Linked DNA regions of Homo sapiens: all the other regions are linked to region 1. A link is a loop called in an ENCODE intact Hi-C map of the cell type or tissue named here. Cell type or tissue: heart right ventricle. All regions are shown on one strand.

Region 1 (8,000 bases):
TAATACACAAAGGTTATGACTGTCCTTATGCATAAATATTTTAGTATATTTTTATTACCCTTTAGGGTCGGTTCCTAGAAATTGAATCACTGAGTTTCAGGGCATGCACATTTCTTTAAGCCTTTGGTCTATGTTGGCAAATTGCCTTCGAATTTAGGAGCTTTTTAAATTTTCTTCCCCTCTTTTTTTTTAGATATGGGGTCTCCCTTTGTTGCCCAGGCTAGAGTATAGTGGTGCCATCATAGCTCACTGCAATCTCAAACTCCTGGGCTCAAGTTATCTTCCTGCCTCAGCCTCATGAGTAGCTGGGACTACAGGCATGTACCACCATGGCCAGCTAATTTTTTATATTTTTTTTGTAGAGATGGGGTCTTGCTATGTTGCCCAGGCTGGTCTTGAACTCCTAGCCTCAAGTGATCCTCCTGCCCCAGCCTCCCAAAGTGCTGGGATTACAGGTGTGAGCCACCATACCCAGCCTAAATAAATTTCCCATTTTTTACCTGCCTCCAATCCTTAGTCTTTAATCTTACCTACTTGAATATTGTTATAAAAATTTTGCTAATTTGATAGGCAAAAGTGAGATGTCATTATTGTTTCAAGCATACGTTTTAGAAATAAAACTAAAAAGTTGTAAGCTTTAGAGGAAACTCTAAAGTTTATTTATTTAATATTGACTCAATTGTATAGTTAGGGAATGCGTACCTACCCCAAGTTAACCTGCCATTTTGTTGTTTCTCTTTTTCTCTAAATCTTAGGGAGAGAACTTTGGAAGAAAGGGCCATCTTTGCAACAGGTAGATATTAATTTTAATTTTAAATAATTATATGTATTGTATAGTTTAAAGTGCTTAGTAAAACTAGTTAATAGTTAGCATAACTATTCTGAGTTTAAATGCGTTCTATCTCTCTTCTCAGTTAATCAAGCCCGTGTAGATTCTGGATACTTAGATCATGAGGTCCTATCAAGATACTATCACTTAGCTTGAGACACATTAGATCTCAGTTTCAATGAAGGTATCCAGTGGGAAAGAGATAGCCTCCTGATTAGGGCCGTGAGCATTCAGTTTTTTCAAGTAGGAGACATTGTAACTTGCTAAATGATGAACTTTAGCTTGGCAGATCATAGACAGTTTCCCCCAGTCTCCCTTAATAACAGGACAAAATATTGACTGTTATGGGAAAATTCTTCCAGTGTAATTAAGAAATGAAGAAAACAGAGTTCTAAACTGATTATATATTGTGATTTCAATGCCACTGTTAGTGTTTTTATTTCTTCTTCAGTCTTTTTTTCTGTGTGTATTTAATTGAGGACTTTACGGAATAACAACACTTGAAATAATTCATGCTTTGCACTACATTTATTATTAAATTACTATTTAACCCTGTTTTGATATCCTGGTTGTGAAATGTCTTATGTTTTCTGCTAATCTATTTGTGTTAAAGTAAGCAGGGTTGGTTTACAGTACCGTGGCTCAAAAGCTAGTGTAGGCAGCTTTCCTCTCCTGCTGACTGTTCCCTTCCAGGCTTTCAGCTTTTCTCTAGTGAGAGGAACCTAAGCATTTGCAAACCCTGAAGAGAAAGTAATCAGGTACCTTGAGCAATTCTGATCATCATCCTGTGTCATTTTTGTACCTCTCACCTGAATCTGAAAGCTACATTTTTTAAAAATTTTGCTTTAAGTTCTGAGATACATGTGCTGAATGTGCCAGTTTGTACATAGGTATACATGTGCCGTGGTGGTTTGCTGCACTTATCATGAAAGTTATATTAAAGCTTGTTTTCCTTTTCAATCCATCTGAATTAATATGTTCATATATGGGTCATGTCTGTTGACACTTTTCCATCTGGAGCAACTGTTCCAGCCTTCTTCCCTGTGCCTCATATAACCTAAGTGTGAGTAGAGTGAAAAAAAATGTACACTGCTATGACTGTACTAGCCATCTCACACAGAATCAGAGAAAAATGATTTCTGAAATATATAGATATTTAAAATAAAAAGAATTATTGAATATTAATATGGGAATTGTTCTCTGCTCAGTGCTCTAGGAAATATTGAAGTGAATACAAGGAGTTAATATTCTACTAGGAACAGAAAGACACACTGCTCCTAATTACTGTGTTTCCGTCATTTATTGAATACACTTACTAAATATACGCTGTAAATAGGACTTTTTTTTTTTAATACTAAGGCACATGTAATCTCTGTTTTCAAGAAGCCTACAGTATAGTTGCAAATGTAAGACTCACTCAGTTGTTTGTTCACAGATATCTGCTGAACATCTACAACATGCCAACTACTGTTCTAAGTGCTGGGAATATTGTAGTGTACGAAGTCTCTGCCCTTATGGAACTCCTAGCTTAGTGAGAGATGAACAATAAGCAAAGGAATATTTAGTATCATAGCAGATGCTGTGAAGAAAAACAAAACAGAATTAAGGGATGAAGAGGGAGTGGGTGGAAGTCTGTGGGAGAAGCCTCACAGGCTGAGGGAAGGGCAGGTGCCCAGCCCCTGATGAGGGAGCAGGTTAGACATGTTCATGGGGCAGCAGCAGACAAGTGTGACAGGAGCGATGTGCCCATCGTGGAGGGAGCAGAAGAAGCTGCTAAAGTAACAAAGGGCTAGATTAAGAAGGACCTTGTATGATAAGGACTATTGATATGTACCCACCAGTGACTACCAGATGGCGGAAGGCAGGACGTGTGCACCCCAATCAGTGGTGCACGTGATCAGATCGCTGCTAAGTGGAGCCAGAGGTGCAAGAGAGGTTCTTTTAGTGTGCTAATAACAAGGCTTGTCAGGAAGATGGATCTTAATTAAAGGATGCGGTTGATTTAGTATGTCTGAGTTAGGATATAGTGGAGGCAGTGGGTGAGGATGCTGAAGTGAAGGCTGGAAATGAAAGTGGTATGATCAGGTGAGCTGTGAGAAGATGTCAGATTCCACTTGAAGAACAGTCCTTTGGTAGAAGGAATGAGGCTGTAAACATAGTTAGGGCCAAATTGTGGATATAGAATATCTTTTAAATGGGAGTTGTTCCTCTAGTTCTAGATCCAAACTCATTTGAATGATAGTTTAAAAACTTGATCAAGCAAAGGTAAACAAATAATACAAAACATGAGAAAATCATCTCGAAGAATTAAAGCAGTAGTTTTTTTTTTAACCTAATTAGGAAGAAATAAATAGCTTTCTACATTAGTTATTGTGGAGATTTAAAGATCATTTTGGTTTTTTTGAAAGGGGGGTTATTCTCTTGTTTAATAATTATGTTGTTTTTGTTAAAGCAAATCTCTAAGCTGGAATAAAGTTTCAAAGCAGTAAGTTACAAAAACAGAACATACACCCAACCAAGTTATTTAAAGACCTTTTTATATTGCTCAGGTCAGAGGGACTGTCTGTCTCTTCCTTACCATACCTCTTGATATTTTATTTTGGTGGTGCTCAGAGAAGTAAATAATTTCTGTATTGTCTTTACAAATTAATGTGACTTCCCCTTCCTCTTCCTTTTTTTTTTTTTTTAAGTTGAGTTCTTTTAGTAGTTGGCAATGCAGTGCTTTATAGCCCAACTTTTGTTATGCATTTATTACAAATTCTTTTTAAAATTTTGTGACTTTAGTTAAAATAAATCCTTAATAATATTTTAAAATTTGTTATTATTTAGTATTTTTAAATAAGTTATACTTGATTTATTTAAAACATAGTCTTAAAGGTCCTTTCCATTTTGGAGTTTTAAATAGAAACACTGCCACCTTGTGTTATGTGCAGCTAATGTTGGATAAACTGAAAATCACTAACTGGGTGTATTGCCAATTGAGGAAAATATACTTTTCTGTATTCTTACACTTGCTGACCCGTGTTTTCTTATGTTTTACCAAAGCGAAATTTGACACACATGCAAGATGAAGTAAATGTGAAGTCACATCAGAGGGAGCATCAAAATATTCAGGTAAAAAGAAAAAAATAATGGTGTCTTCCTTTAAAAACAATTCCAGTATTTGTAGTGGGATTGAGAGAGAAGAGAGGAAGCAAGAGAATGGGTGAAATGAGTGGGGCAAAGAAAGGGAAGCTCGTTAAAATTGTTTGTGATTCTCTTTTTTTTTGCCTAATCTCTTCTATTTATTTATTTATTTATTTATTTATTTATTTATTTAGAGATGGGGTCTGGCTCTGTTGCCCAGGCTGGAGTGCAGTGGCATGATCTCGGCTCACTGCAACCTCTGCCTCCCAGGTTCAAGTGATCCTCCTGCCTCAGCCCTTCTAGTAGCTGGGATTACAGGCATGTGCCACCATGCCTGGCTAATTTTTGTATTTTTAGTTGAGACGGGGTTTCACCATGTTGGCCAGGCTGGTCTTGAACTCCTGACCTCAGGTGATCCACCCGCCTCAGCCTCCCAAAGTGTTGGGATTACAAGCGTGAGCCACCACACCCGGCTGCCTAATCTCTTCTTTAAGAATTGACTTTTGTTATCAATGTTTGAGTCCAGTATTATAAAATTTAATTATGTAACGCTAGAAGTATGGTGTAGAAAGTATTGTTTTAATATATATTAGAAAAAGCAACTTTATATAACTGTTTGATTTAAATGTGTTTGTTTTGTGATGTAAACCATACATTTGTGTTTATTTTAGAAAATTATAGTATTAAAAATGATCATTAATGTAAATTAAATCTGATTTTTTTCTTAAAGTATTTTCTATTTTGATTGAGAAAAATAATTTTGTTAAACTAACCACACAGTACTTTTTGGCTTTTATATTGGTCAAAGTTTCCAAAGAATATTATGAGGATTATTTTAGAGGAAGGACCCATAATTAATTTTATGACTGAAACACCGTTAAATGATAAATTGAATAGCTGTTTCAGTATAATAAAAGCATTTTATTTGGGTTTTCTTAGTTTACTATGTAGTGTAAGAAAATGAACTATGTCCTTAAATTCGAGCCTTTATCTTTTACCAGAGCACTGAAAATGATGATTATTTCAACAAAAGGATTAGAAGAGTCTCATAAATTTGGGAGGTCTTAAGCAAAAGTTAAAATGGCATATTCTTTTGCTCTTTTCTGTGTCTAGATGCTTTTTATTTTTTCTTTATTGGAATTAGGATGATTTGCCCTCTTGTAGTATATACTTGTATTTATTAGCTATTATAGGATAGTAATTTTCTATTTTATTTATGATCTGTAGATTTTAAATCATTGGCATATCATTGAAATTATTGTATCTTTTGTACTTAGTGTTTTACATATGTATGTACCTGTATGGTAGTGAACTGCTTTTAAAAATTTCTCCTTTAAGAATTTGCTCTTTTAAGATTGGCCTGGCACCTTGTTGTCTTTATTATTTAAGGATTTGGAGATTGAAAATGAAGATTTGAAAGAGAGGTTGAGAAAAATTCAGCAAGAACAAAGAATACTTTTGGATAAAGTCAATGGTTTACAGTTACAGCTGAATGAGGTAAATAAATCTGCATAATAGAAAAATAAACTGTCTTACTATATCAATAGCAAATTGTTAATGATTGTGCTAAAGAAGGTAAAATTAGCTCATTGCACTTCAGAGGAGTTAAATCTTACTGGGGACCAGGATTTTTACATGAAATTTTACATTTAAAGTACCATAAGCTAACAAGTAAGGACAGTGTAAAGAATGTTCAGGGAAGTGAGGAGAGATCACTGTGGGCTGCCGCTTCTGAGGGGGGCACTTCCTGTGGGAGATGGTACTTCTGTTGAATTTTGAAGGAAGTAAGAGGGAATCAGAGGGCATTCCAGAGAACACTGTGATGAGCAAAATCACAGAAACAGTGACCTGTAATATATTCCTTGTTGTATAAAAAAATTGGAAATACAAGAAATATCCATAAATCATTTTTTAGAGGGAAAGTAGAATATATATGAAATCTAGTATCATCAGTTTGCTCTTTAAATATACATTTTATTATGTACAGGACTTACCACAGGTGAAATCTTATGTGATATTTGCATTTCAAAAGTAAGAAGTAACTGCGTGATTGGTACAGCTGTGTCCTTGTGATTCTAATTTTCCGTATCACTTTAATATCTTGCTATCTATGTTAGATTTTCCTAAAATTGAACATATGCAAAAGCAAAAGGCTGAACTATAGTTAGGGCCATGGGATTGGAGAGGAAAAAGTAGACAGAAGATATGAGGACCAAGAACAAGTAGGACTTGGTGGTTGATAGGTTCTCAAGAGAATCAAAAGTGCTTCTGAATTTGGATAGTGAGAAGAATGAATGACAACTCATACAACAGAATTGTACATAATTTTCTTCTCATATCCTTGGCCCTAGTCTTAAAGACATTTGCCAATCTTTTTAAAATATCTTTGCCAAGTTCATGCCTTTTAAAATAGGCTTTTAAGAATTAAAATATTTTGTGTTCTTTTTAAATTTAGGAAGTTATGGTTGCTGATGATCTGGAAAGCGAGGTAGGGTGACATTTTATTTTAAACCATTAAAATTGTTTTAGGAATTGAAGATGATATAGTAGTAAAGGTTTAAGTCCTGAATTGAGATAGAGACCAGGATTCTATTTCTGGTTATTAAAGGGAAATTCAAAATCTATAGATGACTAAAAAAGGATGTTTTGAATGTAGTGGCATAGATTATTGTAGGCATTTTGTTGTTATTGCCTCTGAAAGTCTTACTTTCTGTGAAACTTGTCCTGAAAATAATATAAAATTCTAAACATAAAGAAAATGTCTGAAAACATTAAGATTGAAAACAGAGATTTGAATTTTTTATGATTTTGTTTATAGATATTGTATGTTTCATTAGTATATTTGTAGAAATTATCAACTCTATTAGTAGTTAAAGTTCACCAGGTTGGAGAATTCATTAACTCCAGTCCTCAATGCAATTCCAATTCACGTTTTCTAAAACACATTTTTAATCCAATTCCAAGCACAGGGTGATTTTACTGTATTTATTCTGTTTCATTTCAGAGAGAAAAGCTGAAGTCCCTTTTGGCAGCTAAAGAAAAGCAACATGAAGAAAGCTTAAGGACTATTGAGGCTCTGAAAAATAGATTTAAATATTTTGAGGTATAGAAAGGATAAATTATTTCCTGTAATTCATAATGGGTAATGGTAAGGCTCTTGGCATCAGACTTGAATTTGAATTATAAATCTCTTATTTATAGTGTGACCTTGGGCTGCTTATTTAAAGTCTTCAAACTTGTTGCCTCTTTGGCAAAACTGGGGTGATTGTCTCTTTCTCCACATAGTTATAAAGGTTAAGTGAGATCATTTAAATTGACTAGCATGTAATTGACATTTAGTGTCATTCTAGTTTCTCTTCATTGTCCATCCTTACCTTTTTAAAACATCATATTTCTACCTGTAAATTTGCAGTGAGTATAATGATAATAAAAAGCATTCATATAAATGAATGATGATATGTCCAGGATTATCTCAGAAAGGATTCATCACTGGGCATCACTGAAGGCAGCTGATTCAGCATGAATCTTTTGTCTTTGTTGGTGAATGCAGCCCCAAAGTACACTAAAAAAGTGCCTTAGTCCGTTCATGCTGCTGTAACAAAATAAAGAAAATTTATAAAGAACAAATTTATTTCTCCCATTTCTGGAGGCTGGAAAGTCCAAGATCAAGGCTCTGGCGTTCATGTCTGGTGAGGGCCTTTTGCTGCATCCTCACCTGGCAGAAGGCGAAAGGGCAAAAAGGAGCCTAAGTGAAGCCCTCGTGACTTAATCAGTTTCCAAAAGGCCCCACCTCTTAATACCACCACAGTGGGAATTTAAGTTTCAACACATTTTGGCAGACATTCAGACCATAGCAAAAATAATATTCTTCTTTGTAAATAAAAAACTATGTGTGCATTATGAAAAATAATATAAAACATGTATGAATCTCACAGACAGTGTTGCAAGAGATAAGTCAGACACAAAGAGTACATACTGCACGATTCTATTTTTATGAAGTTCAAAAGCAGATAAAACTAATCTATGATGTTAGAGATTAGAATAG
Region 2 (8,000 bases), 43 kb before region 1:
TAAAGGAGGCTGAACAGAACAATATTTATTGTAGAAAATTTAGAAGGTACCGAACATATAAAGAAAAAATGTCTTCTCTAATACCACATCCCATAGCTGTTAATTTTTCGGCTATTCCCTTTCATTAGTATTCTGAGTGTTTATTTCTTAACATGTGATCTTAAAACCTTTTCAGGATGCTGAGCTTTGTGATCTTATTTCTATTTCAGAAGAAAAAGTAAAGCCAAATGAAATGAAAATAAGTGGAGAAAGTCGTGAATACATATTTTTAAGATCTGTATTTTAGAGAGATTTAGTTTTATACACGAATAGCAAAGAATATGCTTCTAATTCTAAGCTAATGAGAAAATCAGTGCTGTTTACATTTTTTTTTAAACAATTTCCTCCATGCTGCTCAGATATACATCTTGTAAAAGTTTGAGAAGTTTTGTTGGGGAAGAGCCAATCCTTTGTTGCCAGGTGAAGGCCTTTTGTCATCTTGGTAAATTTACCTTATGCTTATTTAAGCAGAAACTCAATCTTGATTGGATTTGGGGGTGCTGAGTTACCCTGAAAGTTCACTGATGTATTAAATCATTTTATTAATGTATAATGAGAACTAAATAGCTGGTTTAGGGGCTGGATACTTCCATCCAGTCACTTCCTGTAGGAAAGCAAGTTTGTTGGAAGCTTGCTTAGAGAAGATGCAAGCAGAACAGTGGGAATGAATAAGATTCAGATGTTTAAAGTCATCCCATTTTTATTTATTTATTTATTTGGATACATTATATTTGTATATATTTATGGGGTACCTGTGAAATTTTGCTACATTCATGGAGTGGGTAATGATCAAGTCAGGATATTTAGGGCATCCATCACCTCAGTGTTTATCATTTCTATGTGTTGGGTACATTTCAGGTTCTTTCTTCTAGCAAAGTTATCTTGATGACTTGGTGTCGCCTTCATCTTCCTTGGATTGTTTCTGCATGGCCAGTGCCAGAATTCTTGAAAACCTTCCTTCTTAATATACCTCTGCTTTCACTCAGGTACATTTGTATCCCCACTCTTGGTTTTTATTTTTTGGTTCAATGATAACATAGGAAACATATTATTAATAAGATCACAGTTCTATCTGCCTTCCTAGAGACTGGAGAATTAAGAGATCCACCATGAGAGGTCCTCCTTAAGGTTAGAAGGACACTGTGAAAGTTGAAAGATTTTCTTTTCAGACAGGGAGAAGGGAAGTTTTCCTAAAGTATTGGCTACTTCCTTTCACAACCATTGATGGCAAATGTTCCCTTTGACAATTAAAATGACTATGCTTTTCTTATATTACTGAGTAGTGCCATATCCTAAGGAACCTGGGAGGTCTGTGGACATTCTTGGTCAGAGGAAAGAGTGCTAAGCTTGATTTATCCATATTCACCATGGGAGGGAGGGCACATATAGTACCAATATTTACTTTTCCTGGACAAGATGATCCTCAAGGATTTTATTCTATTATAAATATGAGCTATATTTTAAACTCTATTTTCCTTTAACCTAACAGGGGAAGAAATTAATTTTTAGATTTTTTATATCATTATGCAGCTTTTGGGGAAAAATAATTGCTGTTTTGGAGTCATAGGATTTACCAAAAATCTATCAGATAAATCTATCAAATATTCCATCAAACGAAGATTTTTTTTTTTTTGAGATCTTGCTGTGTTGCCCAGGCTAGAGTGCAGCAGCATGGTGATGGCTCACTGCAGCCTTAACCTCCTTTGCTTAAGTGATCCTCCCAACTTAGCCTCTGGTGTAGCTAGGACTACAAGGTGCTTGCCACCATACCTGGCTAGTTAAATTTTTTTTTTTTTTTTTGTAGAGACAGAGTCTTGCTATGTTGCTGAGGCTGGTCTCAAACTTCTGGGCAAGAGTATTGCAAACTTTGTAACTTTCTTTGGTTGGGGATTTCTAGATATCTTTTTTTTTCTGGCTTGGTGCAGATGAATAGAGAACAAAGCCATTTGGGATGAAAATTTACTATGTGCTTGGGGATGCCTACTATATAGAGAAAGAGTTTAATCTATAAAAAGGTCACACTCTTTGAGGCAATTATAAGTGTGCCTTGGTTTAAAATAGTTCAGTGCATACCTTCCAAGGAAGCCATGAAGCACACCTTTTAGCGAGTGATTGTTAGCTGTACTAGTTCATTCACCAGTTTTCCTTGAAAAGTAAAACTGTGTAGTACAGTTAAAAACACTCCATTTTCAGACACATTTTCAGTTAGATATTTGCTACAGAAAGCAAACCACATATGTACTAAAATTTGAAAAAAAATTAAAACTGAGATGTTTAAAGGACTATCATTATATATTTAGGTTCTGTGCTCTTAAAGTTTCTTCTCTGAAGGGTGTAACTTTTTCTGTGAGTATGGGTTAAATATATTTCTGAGTATTATTTTCTATCAGCCTTTATGAACACTAGATAGCCTGAGAAGAAATATGGAGCATAGTATTTGGAATATTATTTTACATTTCCATGACCATCTTTTATGTGAAGTAGGTTTAGAAAGAATTCTTTAATTGCAGTATTTGTTAATTTCAGTTTATTCAGTTGCTCAACAGATACTTAAGTGCCTACTCTATGTAGACAAATAGAGTGCTAAGCTCGAACATGTACTCCTTGCTCTTGAGAAATTTGTAGACAGAAAAGTGGGGGGAGACAGGATTAGAAAGCTAACACACTTAAAATATAAAGCTACAGCTCTATGTAATAAGTGTACGAAGTAGAGATATACCAGAATATATAACAGGGAGGGCCTGACAAAATCTGGGGAGTCAGAGGAAGTTTCTTTGAAAAAGTTCAAGGCCAGGCGTGGTGGCTCACGCCTGTAATCCCAGCACTTTGGGAGGCCGAGGCGGGTGGATCATGAGGTCAGGAGATCGAGACCATCCTGGCCAACATGATGAAACCCCGTCTCTACTAAAAATACAAAAAATTAGCCGGGTGTGGTGGCAGGCACCTGTAGTCCCAGCTACCCGGGAGGCTGAGGCAGGAGAATGGCGTGAACCTGGGAGGCGGAACTTGCAGTGAGCCGAGATCACGCCACTGGACTCCAGCCTGGGCGACAGAGCGAGACTCCGTCTCAAAAAAAAAAAAAAAAGGAAAAAGTTGAGATGAGATCTGAAAAATGAGTTAGGATTAAGAAGCACAAAGGGAGTAGCACTGTACCTTGGTACTCTGTGAGGGAACTTGGTAATTTTGAAGAACTTCGCTATGAAAAGAGATTGGAGGCTAGAGGGAGAGTACCCATTTCAAGATTATACTTTAGAGGTAAGGAGGGGTGAGACCATGGAGGATCTTAGACGTCATTAAGGACTTTGGTCTTAAGAACAGTAAGTCTATTATAAGAGTATCCCTGAGTAGCTGGGACTACCGATGTGTACCACCACGCCTGGCTAATTTTTTGTGAAGACAAAGTCTACTGTGTTGCCCAGGCTGGTCTCAAATGCCTGAGCTCCAGCGACCCTCCATTCTAGGCCTTCCAAAGTTTAGGATTACAGGCGTGAGCCGCTGCACCTGCTGTTTACTGTTTTTCTGTGTCAGTACTGTGGAGCATTTTCAGAGTACACATATATTAACCCTAACTCTAATAACAAATGAAGTGGTTTTTATTAGCATTATTTTTAAAATGAGGAAACTGACGCTCAGGGGGACTAAGTAACTTGATCAAGGTAAACTAGCAAACAAATGTAAAGTCAGGAACTCTGTCCAGGTTTTTCTGATGTCAAATCCCTGTTGGTTAATAGAAATTCACTCAAAAATTGTCCATTTTTTTCTTTCTGGACAAATTCTATATTCAGATAGGTTCTTAAAGATGTTTTTAGTAATGATAAGTTAGTGCTTCTGAGTGGTGCCACCTTAATTTTTTTCAAACTGAATTGAAGAAAAAAATAGCTTCTCTTAGTTGCCACCAGAGGGAGCCAGAAAGATTGAGATTTTAATGAGCTTTGAAATGCTCAGTCAGGAATATTCATCAGTAAGCAATTCCAGTGAACTCATATTAAGAATATTCCTTAAAGTGGAATATGTGTATAGTATGTTCTCATTTTGACTTAAAAGTTTAATGTATGTCTAGATATTGAAAAGAAGTTTGAAAAGACGTATAACAAAAAATAAAGTTACTGTTTTAATGGTGGTTTTGCAGGCCAGATCCCAGCACTTTGGGAGGCCAGGAGGATTGCTTGAGCTCAGTAGTTCAGGACCAGTCTGGGCCACATAGCAAGACCTCTTCTTTACTAAAAATAAAAAAATTAGCTCAGTGTGGTGGCACATGTCTGTAGTCCCAGCTACTCAGGAGGCTGAGGTGAGAGGCTCATTTGAGCCTAGGTGATCGAGGCCATGATGAGCTACTGTGGTGCCATAGCACTCCAGACTGGGCAACACAGTGAGATCCTGTCTCAAAAAAAAAAAAAAGTGATTTTGCTAGATTGTCTTTTCCCTCTTTCTTCCCTCTTGCCTTCCTTTCCTCTTTTTTTGAGTTTGTATTAGTATTATTTTTCTACTATATGTTATTGTATAATAAAAATGACATTTATAGTAAATATAAGGAGTTTGAAGGCCGTTAAGGGGTTTATAAAGTGTTTAAAATGCCCAAACTGCATCACCCATCATTTGAATGCATTATTAATTTGCCTGGGAAATATTTTTCATATCGAAAAGGCCATCCCTTATCTGAGTTTTCAGAATTCTGAATTAGTATAGTCTAAATTTAAGAGAACTTACTGAATAGAGATACAGAATGTTTTTAAATAGGATTCAGACTTAGAACTGAGTTCATGGAATCACCTTTCTTTTGCATCTAATGGGCAAATGGTATAAAATCAGGTAACCACTTTAATTGAATGTTTACCAGATAATCTGTACCCTTGTTTTTTGACAGCATGGTATAGAAAAAATTTAAAGTTTAGAATTAGATAATCTCAGGTTTGAGTTTTAACTATTCCTTGGTAACTGTGTAATGTTGGCAGGTGACTGAACTTACTCTAAGTTTCTTTTCTTTTTATGAAGATGGTAATAAAAGCCTGTGTTGATTATAGTTGAGGACTGTGCAAAGCGCTGGGTTAATAAAAGTTTATTAGGGTTGCAACTGTAATTTTTTTTTTTTTTTTAAGATGGAGTCTCGCTCTGTTGCCCAGGCTGGAGTGCAGTGGCGTGATCTCGGCTCACTGCAAGCTCTGCCTCCTGGGTTCACGCCATTCTCCTGCCTCAGCCTCCCGAGTAGCTGGAACTACAGGCTCCCGCCACCACACCCGGCTAATTTTTTTGTATTTTTCAGTAGAGACGGGGTTTCACCGTGTTAGCCAGGATGGTCTCGATCTCCTGACCTTGTGATCCGCCCACCTCGGCCTCCCAGAGTGCTGGGATTACAGGCGTGAGCCACCGCGCCCATCCGCAACTGTAGTTTTATATTTTGCCACCCATCACATCCAACAACCAAACTGAACTGATTTATCCTTTAAAGAATCTATATTTACCCACACCCATAGCCATTCTAGAAACAGAATGGGAATGGGTGTTCTTTACCTCACTAACTGTACTCATTTTGCCACCTAAGGCATCTCACACTATATTCAACTACCAGAATTATACTTGTATGTAACGCCATTCCTCCCCCTTTAACCTTTTGTTTCATTTGATTTCTGTATTAATCAACTTCACTGCAGAAACAATCTCCAAATCTTGGTGGTTTGTCAGCATTATGGCACATGTAGGCTTTGGGCTGACTGTGCAAGTGGCTGCACTCCACATTTTCATCCTAAGATCCAGAATGATGGAGCATCCTCTGTCTCTACCTGCCATTTTCATGGTAGTGAGCAGAATTCAGGGCTGGCTGTAACTTGTGATACTGTTAAATCTTCTGCTCAGGAGTGGAGTACTTCATGACTGCCAAAGCATGTCACATGGTCAGGTGCAGAGTCAGTGAGGTGCAGGGGCGCATATTCTTCAAAGACAGGGCTGGTAAATACCAAACAGTAATATAATCTACCACAGTTTGTCCTCTTGATCACAAATATTGACTTACTTTGCTTCGGCATACAAAATATATTTATCTCTTCCTCAAGGAAAATACTCTAAGAATTTCCTTCAATAACATTAGTCTTGAAGTCTAAACCTCTTTAGGATTTCTACGTCTTTTATCTATGTAGATTTTCTTGATCCAGAGATCAATGAACTAAAATACCAGTTCTGCCATCCATCTCTCCCAGTAGTGGAACAGAGACAGGATATCCACAATAAACATTCCTGTTAAGAAAGGGGAAGAATGGGTGGGGCATGGTGGCTCATGCCTGTAGTAGCACTTTGGGAGGCTGAGGTGGGAAGATCACTTGAGCCCAGGAGTTTGAGGCTGCAGTTAGTCATGATCATACAACTGCACTCCAGCTTGGGCAACAAAGCAAGACACTGTGTATTAGTCCATTCACACATTGCTATAAAGAAATACCAGAGAATGGGTAATTTATAAAGAAAAGAGGTTTAATTGGCTCACTGTTCTGCAGGCTGGACAGGAAACATAGTGGCATTTGCTTCTGGAGAGGCCTCAGTAAACTACAATCAGGGCAGAAGGTGAAGGGGAAGCAGGCATATCTTACATGGCTGGAGCAGGAGGAAGAGAAAGAGGGGAGGTGCTGCATGCTTTAAACAACCAGATCTCATGAGAACAGCACCAAAGGGAGAAATCTGCCTCCATGATCCAGTCACCTCTCACCAGGCTGACCTCCAACATTGGGGATTACAATTCAACATGAGATTTGGGTGGGGACGCTGATCCAAACCATATCACCCTGTATCTCAAACAATTTATAAATAAATAAGGGGGAAGAAAGGAAGCACATAACAATTGTGGGTCCTTAGCAATGAAAATCTTACTGGATAAATGTAGGAAGGGTAACTTTTCTTGGCCCTAGGGGATTTTCCTCGATTATTCACCCAGTTTGTTGTTTTCCATGATTCTTGGGTGGGTACTCTGTAAGGTGTTTCCTTTAATATATCATTCTTGTCTACTTTTGAATGGAGTATTGGAGGATATGCTCTTCTTGGTCAGGGAGTGTTATAAGGGTTGAACACCTTTCTCAACCCACTTCTTGCCTATAGAAAATCGAGGGCCCAAAGGTAATCTAGAAGAATAATGTTTCCTTAATTCAAACAGAATGATGTTTTGGTGGTTGTATTTTTTCTTTTTATCTATTTGATTTCAGTCAGAGCCATGTGCCAGTAGCTACATCCTCAACTCGTTGAGATGTGCATTTTATTTTGGTTTTCAGTACAGGTATCTTGAGCTTATTGAGCTTCCGTGGGTCCACATTCTTAGTCTGCCTGTCGGGGGAATCCCCCACCAAGCCATTTTGTTCCACTGAGTGGATTTACTGGGGGCAGCATTAATTCAAAGGTCTTAGACACTATGATGGCTACACTTATGATTTGGTCTTTGCCCTGGGTTTATGTCATAATTGGCCTTTGTAAACCCTTTTTACTTGTTGGAAATGGGAAATAGTTGGGAGTTTCTACCTTGCAAGTCCAGGAATTTCAGGTTCTCTCTTTTTTTATCCTTACTTGCACATAGGCCCCTTTTCTGAGCCTCTTCTCTTCTCTTCTCTTCTGTTCTCTTCTCTTCTCCTTCTCCTTCTCTTCATCTTCTCTTTCTCTTTCTTCCTTCCTCCCTCTTTCCTTCCTCCCTTCTTTCTACCCTTCCTTCCTCCCTTCCTTCCTCCTTCCTATGACTGGGGGATTCCTTTTTCCTTTAATGAGCTAATCTAATGGTACTTTATTAAATCTACTTAATGACAACTAAAGTTCAGCTTTTATAATCTTTTTGCCAAGTTATTCAATTTTTTATGTGACAGTTTTATTTACCACCACTTTATGTGGGTTGCTATTTTTCCATTCTCCAGTAACAGTTTTCTTGCTTTCTGCCACCTGGTTTCAAAGCCTATATCACATATTTTAAAATTATTTTTGGTGGTAGCTGTTGTTAAGGT
Region 3 (8,000 bases), 130 kb before region 1:
TGGGAGGCCAAGGCAGGCAGATCACCTGAGGTCAGGAGTTCAAGACCAGCCTGGCCAACATGGCAAAACCTCTACTAAAAATACAAAAATTAGCCGGGCCTGGTGGCGGGCACCTGTAATCCCAGCTACTCGAGAGGCTGAGGCAGGAGAATCGCTTGAGCCCAGGAGGCGGAGGTTGCAGTGAGCCGAGATCACACCACTGCAGTCCAGTCTGGGCAACAGAGCGAGACTCTGTCTCAAAAAAAAAAAAAAAAAAAAAAAAAAATATGTTGGAAATAGTAACAATGGCCATTTAAAGAGGCCATTTCATTTGGTTCCTGGGATGCCTCTGCACCTCTTTCCTGCTTTATTTCTCCTCTTGGTAATGGGCAAACATCTCCTCAATAAAAAGGTTAGCCTGTCCCCATTGAAATCTCTTAGCATGAGGACTGCAGCCAAGCCCTATGGCTCAATTTCAAGTCCCCTTTTAAATGGAAACCATTTGATACCTTTTGCTCATGCATCCTGAAATCTTTGAATATGCTGAAAGAAAGCGGGGAGTTCTGACTCAGAGATTTAACCCTCTGTCTACACAAACATTGGTGACTACTCTACTAGAAAACAAACAAAAAGAGCAAAAAAAATTTGTTTAAACCAGTAACACAAGGAAAGTCAATAAAAGACTATTGGTTAGTGGGTTCCCCAGCATGTCCCGCGAAGTGCTTTTCATGTGTTCACCATTGTCCGTGTTCAGATTACCAGGACCAAAATGACACCTGGGCAAACAGAAGACAAAAACAAGACCTGAGTTGGGAGTGAGGAGAGGCGGAGTCAAACCATGGATGCCAGGAGGAGTAGCTCTGTTGTCTCAAGGATGTCAGTAGTCCTTGCCACTCTCTGGTCTCAGTTTCCTCACGTATAAAATAAAGGGCTAGGACTTGGTCTATGACTTCAAACCTGTCATACCTAGACAATTTTCATTCTGCTTACTTACATTTTCCAATTTTTACCACTGGTCTTAAATTCGCACCTTCTCCTTATCACATATGTCTTCATATCTATGGGAAGTCTCTGCTTGAATATCCTGCTGCCACCCAAAATGAATTGAGTTAAAAATCATAACTCTAGATCAGCCTTCTCTGTCAACCACCTTTCTCTTTCCCATTTGTGAAAGGAAAATATCTTGAGCCCCTAAAATCACTAAGCTAAAGGGAAAAGTCAAGCTGGGAACTGCTTAGGGCAAACCTGCCTCCCATTCTATTCAAAGTCACTGAGATAAATGCATATCTGATTGTCACTTTGGAGAGGCAAAAGAATGCAACCATTTGTCTCTTATCTACCCACGACCTCGAAGCCCCCTCCCTGGCTTCCAGTTGTCCCACCTTTCTGGACCAGACGGAACCAATGTTCATCTTACATATGTTGATTGATGTCTCATGTCTCCCTAAAATGTACAAAACCAAACTGTGCTCTATCCACCTTCGGCACATGTCATCAGGACCTCTGGAGGCTGTATCACAGGCCTGCGTCCTCAATCTTGGCAAAATAGACTTTCTAGATGAACTGAGACTTGTATCAAATATTCAGGGTTCACACCTTTATCTCAGTAAAGAAGGAATTTATGCTGTAACCTAAATGGCAGCTTTCCCATTCTTCTTAAGGGTCACGTGCTCCTGTATTTAGTGGTGGTGGGGTGGAGTTGTCTTCCTACTCCCACATCTCAGTTTTCCCCTGGCCTCCATCCCTCTGAGCTCTTTTGTCTTCTGGCAGCTCTTGGTTCCTTGTGGTCCCCAGTTCAGGTCATCACTGGGCAAGCCTGCCCCAGCATCCTGCTGCTTCCTGCACAATGATCTCCGAGCATTGGGAGGCAGCAAATGTGTCTCTCCTGTCTTCATGACATAACCACACAAAAGTGAATAAATATATCCAACTTTACTCAAGGTGGGAAAATTAAAGAAAGTCACAACATATCAGAGAAAAGTTTTAAATGGCCATCAATACCATTTTTCTTGTGCTCCCAAGGAAAACCATTCAATGAATTAAACATTTCATTGAATGGTTTTCCATGGAAAACTGGAGACTCTTTAGGTGGTGCCTTTCAGTTTTTAATCTTGTTCTTTTGACTTTATATCTACCTTCCTTTCAGAGACACAGCCTCCTTCAAACCTTCCCCCTCTGGAATGTTGCTGTGGTTCAAATGTGTCCCCCAAAAGGCATTAAGCTTAATCCCCAGTGTAACAGTATTAAGAGGTGGGACCTCTAAGAGATGAGGCCATGCGGGCTGTACCCAATGAGTGGATTGATACTGTTTTCATGAGATTGGGTTCATTATTGCAGGAATGAGTTCCTCCTGAGAAGATTACTTCAGCCCCCTTCCCTCTCACGTGTGTGCACTCTTGCCTGTGTGATGCCCTCCGCCATGTTATGACAGCAAGAAGGCCTTCCCAGATGTGGCAACTTGATCTTGGACTTCCCAGCCTCCAGAACCATGAGCCAAATAAATTTCTGTTCATTATAAATTACCCAGTCTATGGTATTCTGTTGTAGCAGCAAAAAATCCACTAAGACAGGTATGTATCCTCTCCTGTGTTTGAGAAACTTCACCTCCCACCTACAGGGACTGGTCTGTCACACAAGGCTCTCCCACACCCTACCCAACTCCCCCCGAGAGTTGATTTAGCCAAGTCTTAGTTATTCCATTCAGAATTGCACCTGGTAGCTCATCAAACTGGTCCAAGACAAACTTGGGCTCTCCAAGTCCCTCAGAGCCAGACGAGCTGTCGGGGATGCAGGGATTCATGCTTGTTTCCCCTTAAGTTGTCCCTACCAAAGTGAATGGAAAAGAGATGTCTTTATTCCTCCTAATGCTCCTGGAATAATAGTCGGTGCATGCACACACTCTCCCCTGACAAACATTAATTCCCAGAAATAGCATAGATTTTACCTTTAAAAAGAAAACAAACCTTATTTTTCCCAAACTGTCCATACTCTACCAGGCTGTGCCTTGGAGTTTCACTTTACATCGTTTTGGTGACCAGAATGTATTCTTTTGCTCAATTTTCCATCCATCCTACCTTCAAATGGTGCTCCCTTCGACTGACCAAGAATAAGAAAAGGGGCCTGTTGGCCATATACCTTTGCTAGTAACTTGTAAAGCGTCTCAAAGACCCCCCCCCCGCCCCATTGCCCCAAAAGCTTGGAAAGTATTATTTATAATGTGAGAGACAAATGAAGTTTTTAGATGATGGAGCCATGCATGCTGTTCTCCAATTTCTGTCCCAATGTGGTGAGGGGGCAGAGGTGTGTGTGTCTGTGTGTGTGTGTGTGTGTGTGTCTGTGTGTGTATGCGCATGCAGGAAGGTTGGGAGGGTAATTCTTCCAGTTATAATAGCAATAAAAATGGTGATGACTGACCCGTCCTAAATGTTATAGCATCTCTCATTCCTGACCCAGAGAGCTATAAAAATACCAGTGCCTCACCCTGCACTATTAAATCAGAGTCTCTGGGAGGTAAAGCCTGGGCATTGTGGTTTTTAAAAGCCTGCAGGTGATTCCAATGTGCAGCCAGGACTGAGAACCACTGGGAAATTGCCACAGCTGGAAAAAGTCACCTTTTGATTCACCTGAAATGAATGATGCAGACTAAGGTAGCATTGTTCCATCAGGCTCCTTTCAGCATCCAAGATTCTGGGTAAAACCTCAAATAGAATGGGGTGTGAGGGTACTGGCTTCCCACGATGCAGTTGGTATGGAGGGTCTGGAATGGCAGTCACCACCAATCCCAGGAAGAGGCTCCCACAGCATAGGCAGACCCTTATTTTTTTTTTTTTTTTTTTTTTTTTTGGAGATGGAGTCTCACTATGTCGCCCAGGCTGAAGTGCAGTGGTGCGATCTCGGCTCACTGCAAGCTCCGCCTCCCGGGGTTCACGCCATTCTCCTGCCTCAGCCTCCCGAGTAGCTGGGACTACAGGCGCCCGCCACCACGCCTAGCTAATTTTTTGTGTGTTTTTAGTAGAGACGGGGGTGTCACCGTGTTAGCCAGGATGGTCTCGATATCCTGACCTCGTGTTCCGCCCGTCTCGGCCTCCAAAAGTGCTGGGATTACAGGCTTGAGCCACCGCGTCCGGCTAGCAGACCCTTATTCTTAATGTAAAGTTATGACTGCAATTATTGTACAGTGCCTGATACAGAGCGGACCTCAACAAATACAGTACTTGAAATAAATACGACCACAGAGAGTAAACAAGCAGTTACTCTCTTCTACCACAAGATGGCAACATTTCAAGACTCACTCTAGAACAATGCTCAAGTCTCAACTGCCAAAATGAAAAGGATGCACGGTTGATAAACGACGAAGCTAGGTGAGTTTTCCTCGATTTTTATTTTTCACCCTTTATCTTTTTAAATAAGTGGAGCCAGGAGCAATGGCTCATGCCTGTAAATCCTAGCACTTTGGGAAGCCGAGGCAGGAGGATTGCTTGAGCCCGGGAGTTCCAGACCAGCCTGGGCAACATAGTGAGACCAACATCTCTACAAAAAATAATTTTAAAAAAATTAGCTGGGTGTGGTGGCATATACCTGTAGTCCCAGCTACTCTGAAGGCTGAGGTGGGAGGACTGCTTGAGCCTGGGAGGTCAAGGCTGCAGTGAGACGTGATTGTACCACTGCACTCCAGCCTGGGCAACAGAGTAACACCCTGTCTCAAAAAAAAAAAAAAAAAAAAAAAAAAAGTGAGAACATAGTGAGTTCACATGGCTCATGTCTCTCCTAGAAGGCTGAGCTGCTTGGTTGACATCTGCATGCTCACAGGATCTTGGAAAGGTAGGTCAGTACCAAGCATGAAACTATTTTATGTAAGGACAGTAAATGACCCCAATTTGGTTTTTCTACCAATAAATCATCTGCCTTATGCCAGGAGACATATTTCCAAGTCACCCTGTCCCCTAGCTTTTTTCATCCACAGGGGGACTTTTGGGAAACAACTGATTTGTGGAAACACAGATACATTTGGGTGTATATCAATTAATAAGACCTCTAAGAACAAGCTCCACTTAATAAAGCTGGCCTTGGGACCAGGGATGTTGGCCTTGGCACCGGGGAGGCTGGCCTTCTCCATGTGTTGGAGAGGAAGCACAGTGACATCCCATGACCGGCTTTTGATTGATTGGCTGAGATCTGGGCCCGGCTACATGAAGGACTATAAGCCTGGTGTTTAAAGAGCCCATAAACTCAGGCAATCAGGGCCCCCGCTCTGTGTTGGCTGTGTGTGGCCCCTGGGGTCCATGTGCAGGGGTCACAGACAGACAGATCATGCCAAAGAGGCAGGGGTTACCTACTTGGCCATCTGCTCCTGCAGCGTCTGAGCTGCCCGCAATACCAGTCACTTGACCCTGGGGGCAGAGGAAGATGAAGTGGCACACGGGGGTGGGATGGCCCGATGGTGTGAGCCACTTACCTTCTGACCGAGCCACTTACTTTCTGACTGCTCCCAGGAGATGAATTAGAAAGGTCTGGGCTTAATAACTATTTAGACATGAAGCATTGCTCAAGATACTTTCCACAATAATGTCTGTAGGTCTCATGCATAGGTAGCAATCCTGGGGCTAATCCCATCCTCTACCTTTTTGGACCCCAGGTCTGTACTGCTCAGTGCTGCTCAGGGATAAATTGTAAATTCACAGTCCTCAGTGCATCTGTACAATCCTTTGACCTGCCTCTAGGAAGCATCCTTTCCTGTCCCCACGATGGCTATTCCAGACCTTCCCCACTACTCCTTAATTTCCATCCTTACCTCAAGTCTCCTCTCAGCAGATGGCTTTGCCTCCTAGCTCCCAGCAAAAATTGAGACCATCCTGCCTGGCTGGGCGCGGTGCCTCACGCCTGTAATCCCAGCACTTTAGGAGGCTGAGGTGGGTGGATCACCTGAAGTCAGGGGTTCGAGACCAGCCTGACCAACATGGCAAAACACTGTCTCTACTAAAAATACAAAAATTAGCCAGGCATGGTGGCGTGCGCCTGTAGTCCCAGCTACTCAGGAGGCTGAGGCAGGAGAATTGCTTGAGCCCAGTGAGCCAAGATCGTGCCACTGCACTCCAGCCTGGGTGACAGAGTGAGACTCTGTCAAAAAGAAAGGAAGGAAGGAGAAAGAAAGAGAAAGAAAGAAAGAAAGAAAGAAAGAAAGAAAGAAAGAAAGAGAAAGAAAATTGAGACCATCTGGCATGAAATCCCTCTACTTCCAGCCTCCCTCCCACAAAAATATTTAGGTCTGCCAGCCCTCACATCCTCCCCACCAGTGTCAGAGAACTGGGTGCGCCATCTATATAGACACCAGAATCTCTTCCCCAGTGCCCTGGATTCCAGTGCCTTCACCCCTCACATATTTCCTCGGGGTCTTTGCTCTACCAGCTTTCATCTCCCTCTCTCTCTCTCTCTCTCTCTGGCTCTTTCCATGTGCACACTCCTCCATCATAAAAAAAAAAACAAAAACAGAACAAAACGAAGGCCTCCCTTAAGCCTGTCTATGACCCATAGTACCACATTCTCCAGCCTGCTTCAGTTCCCTCAAACCCAACTGCTTAGCTCCAGATGTGGGGCAGCAGTAAAGACACAGGGAAATGGGGAAGGGGTAGAAATCTCTTCCCCTCTCCTTCCCACCTTTCCCCACTGGTAGTCTCTTACCACCGGTAGCAGTAGAACAATAAAAATAAACAAAGGGCTCAAGCGGTAGCACCACCATGCACGTGTGACAATGACCTTGTAGTCTCTGACATCCAAGCTGGCATCAGATGTGTCTGCAGGCTGCTGAGGCTGTGGGCAGCAAGAGCCTCTGTCCTAGGTTTCCCCGGGCTTTACCTTCTGCCAAATCATGCCTTTAGCTTTCAATACCAAGGCCACAGTGAAAACAAGCAGGCAAGAAGCCTGTTCTTTCTAAGGATAAAATGGGGACAGGAGCAGCGGTGGAAATATCATTCAGGGATAGGAGGCAGATCTGCTCTGGGCTGAGGTCAGCGTGGGTGGCTCAGTGGGCCTATGCAGCCTTGGAGATGAAATGGGTTCCAGAGGAGACCTGGATTATTGTTCATGTCATTCCCCATCCCCACACTTGGAATCTAGTCTGGGAAATCTTTCAGACTGGCCTCAGCCACTGGCGTTTTGCCCCTCCCTCAGGCCTGAGTCCTGCAGTCCCTCTCTGCAGTTGCTGTTCCCAGGACACTGACCCAAAAGTCTCCTACGCTTCAATTTTCCTAATCATTACAACAAAAACACCCTTGCCAGCTCATCCTGTATGTCCAGCAATATGCTAAGTAACCCACGTACATCATCTCATTTAATTTGATCACCACTGACTCAATGGAGTACGTTTGATTATCTTCATCTCATGGAGGAGGAAACTAAGAGATGGAGAAGTCAGGTCTTCTTAGAGAACTTTACAGAGATAGTGAGCGATGGGACTACGATTCGAAGAGTGGCCTGTTTGACTCCATGCTCTCTTGATTCTACTGCCCAAATATTTGTAAGGCGTATGAGTTTGTTCTAACATACTCAAAAGCAAGAAATGTAACATTACGAATGTGGCAAACCCTCACTAGACAGGGCCAGCAAGATGGCCAGTATATGTTTTTTTTATTTTTTTATTTTTAGTAGAGAAGGGATTTTGTCATGTTGGCCAGGCTGGCCTCAAACTCCTGACCTCAAGTGATCCACCTGCCTCAGACTCTCAACGTGCTGAGATTACAGACATAAGCCACCTTGCCCGGCCCTCTATCATAACCCATTTCTCCTAAAAAAAAAAAAAAAAAAAGGCAGCACTCGCATGATAAAGCTTATGAAGTGTGAGAGGAAGAGGAAATGAGGCAGAGAAATAGTGAAAACCAGACAGGTGCAGTGGCTCACGCCTGTAATCCCAGCACTTTGGGAGACTGAGGCGGGTGGATCATTTGAAGTCAGGAGTTCAAGATCAGCCTGACCAACATGGTGAAACCCCGTCTCTACTAAAAATAAAAAAAATTAGCCGGGCGTGG

The links. A loop is a pair of places that touch in the nucleus more often than their neighbours do. Peaks named below come from ENCODE experiments on the same cell type or tissue, not always from the same donor. Only the 100,000 strongest peaks of a DNase experiment are listed, where the experiment ranks them.
Region 2: it touches region 1 in a loop (2.1-fold over the local background); 56 of 110 quality-filtered maps call a loop at or near these places.
Region 3: a loop joins it to region 1, with 9 times the contacts of the local background. A loop is called at or near these places in 103 of 110 quality-filtered maps.

What each region holds. Positions count from the first base shown.
Region 1 is chr15:70,675,551-70,683,550 of GRCh38, reverse strand. It overlaps UACA (uveal autoantigen with coiled-coil domains and ankyrin repeats), which reads left to right. Exons shown (of 19, transcript NM_018003.4): 9 at 756-793; 10 at 3,875-3,943; 11 at 5,345-5,452; 12 at 6,411-6,443; 13 at 6,960-7,058. Among named protein-coding and RNA genes, the nearest start is that of SALRNA2, 44 kb to the right of the region's middle. In heart right ventricle, a CTCF peak has its summit at 3,741 (motif pointing left); no DNase peak of the experiment used is centred here; H3K27ac peaks cover 2,124 bases.
Region 2 is chr15:70,718,759-70,726,758 of GRCh38, reverse strand. All of the region lies in intron 1 of UACA (uveal autoantigen with coiled-coil domains and ankyrin repeats), which reads left to right. Among named protein-coding and RNA genes, the nearest start is that of UACA, 41 kb to the left of the region's middle. RefSeq lists an enhancer at 7,614-8,000. In heart right ventricle, CTCF peaks have their summits at 3,747 and 3,946 (motif pointing right); no DNase peak of the experiment used is centred here; H3K27ac peaks cover 4,297 bases.
Region 3 is chr15:70,808,492-70,816,491 of GRCh38, reverse strand. No RefSeq gene overlaps it. Among named protein-coding and RNA genes, the nearest start is that of LARP6, 42 kb to the left of the region's middle. In heart right ventricle, CTCF peaks have their summits at 4,035 and 4,234 (motif pointing right); no DNase peak of the experiment used is centred here; H3K4me3 peaks cover 716 bases.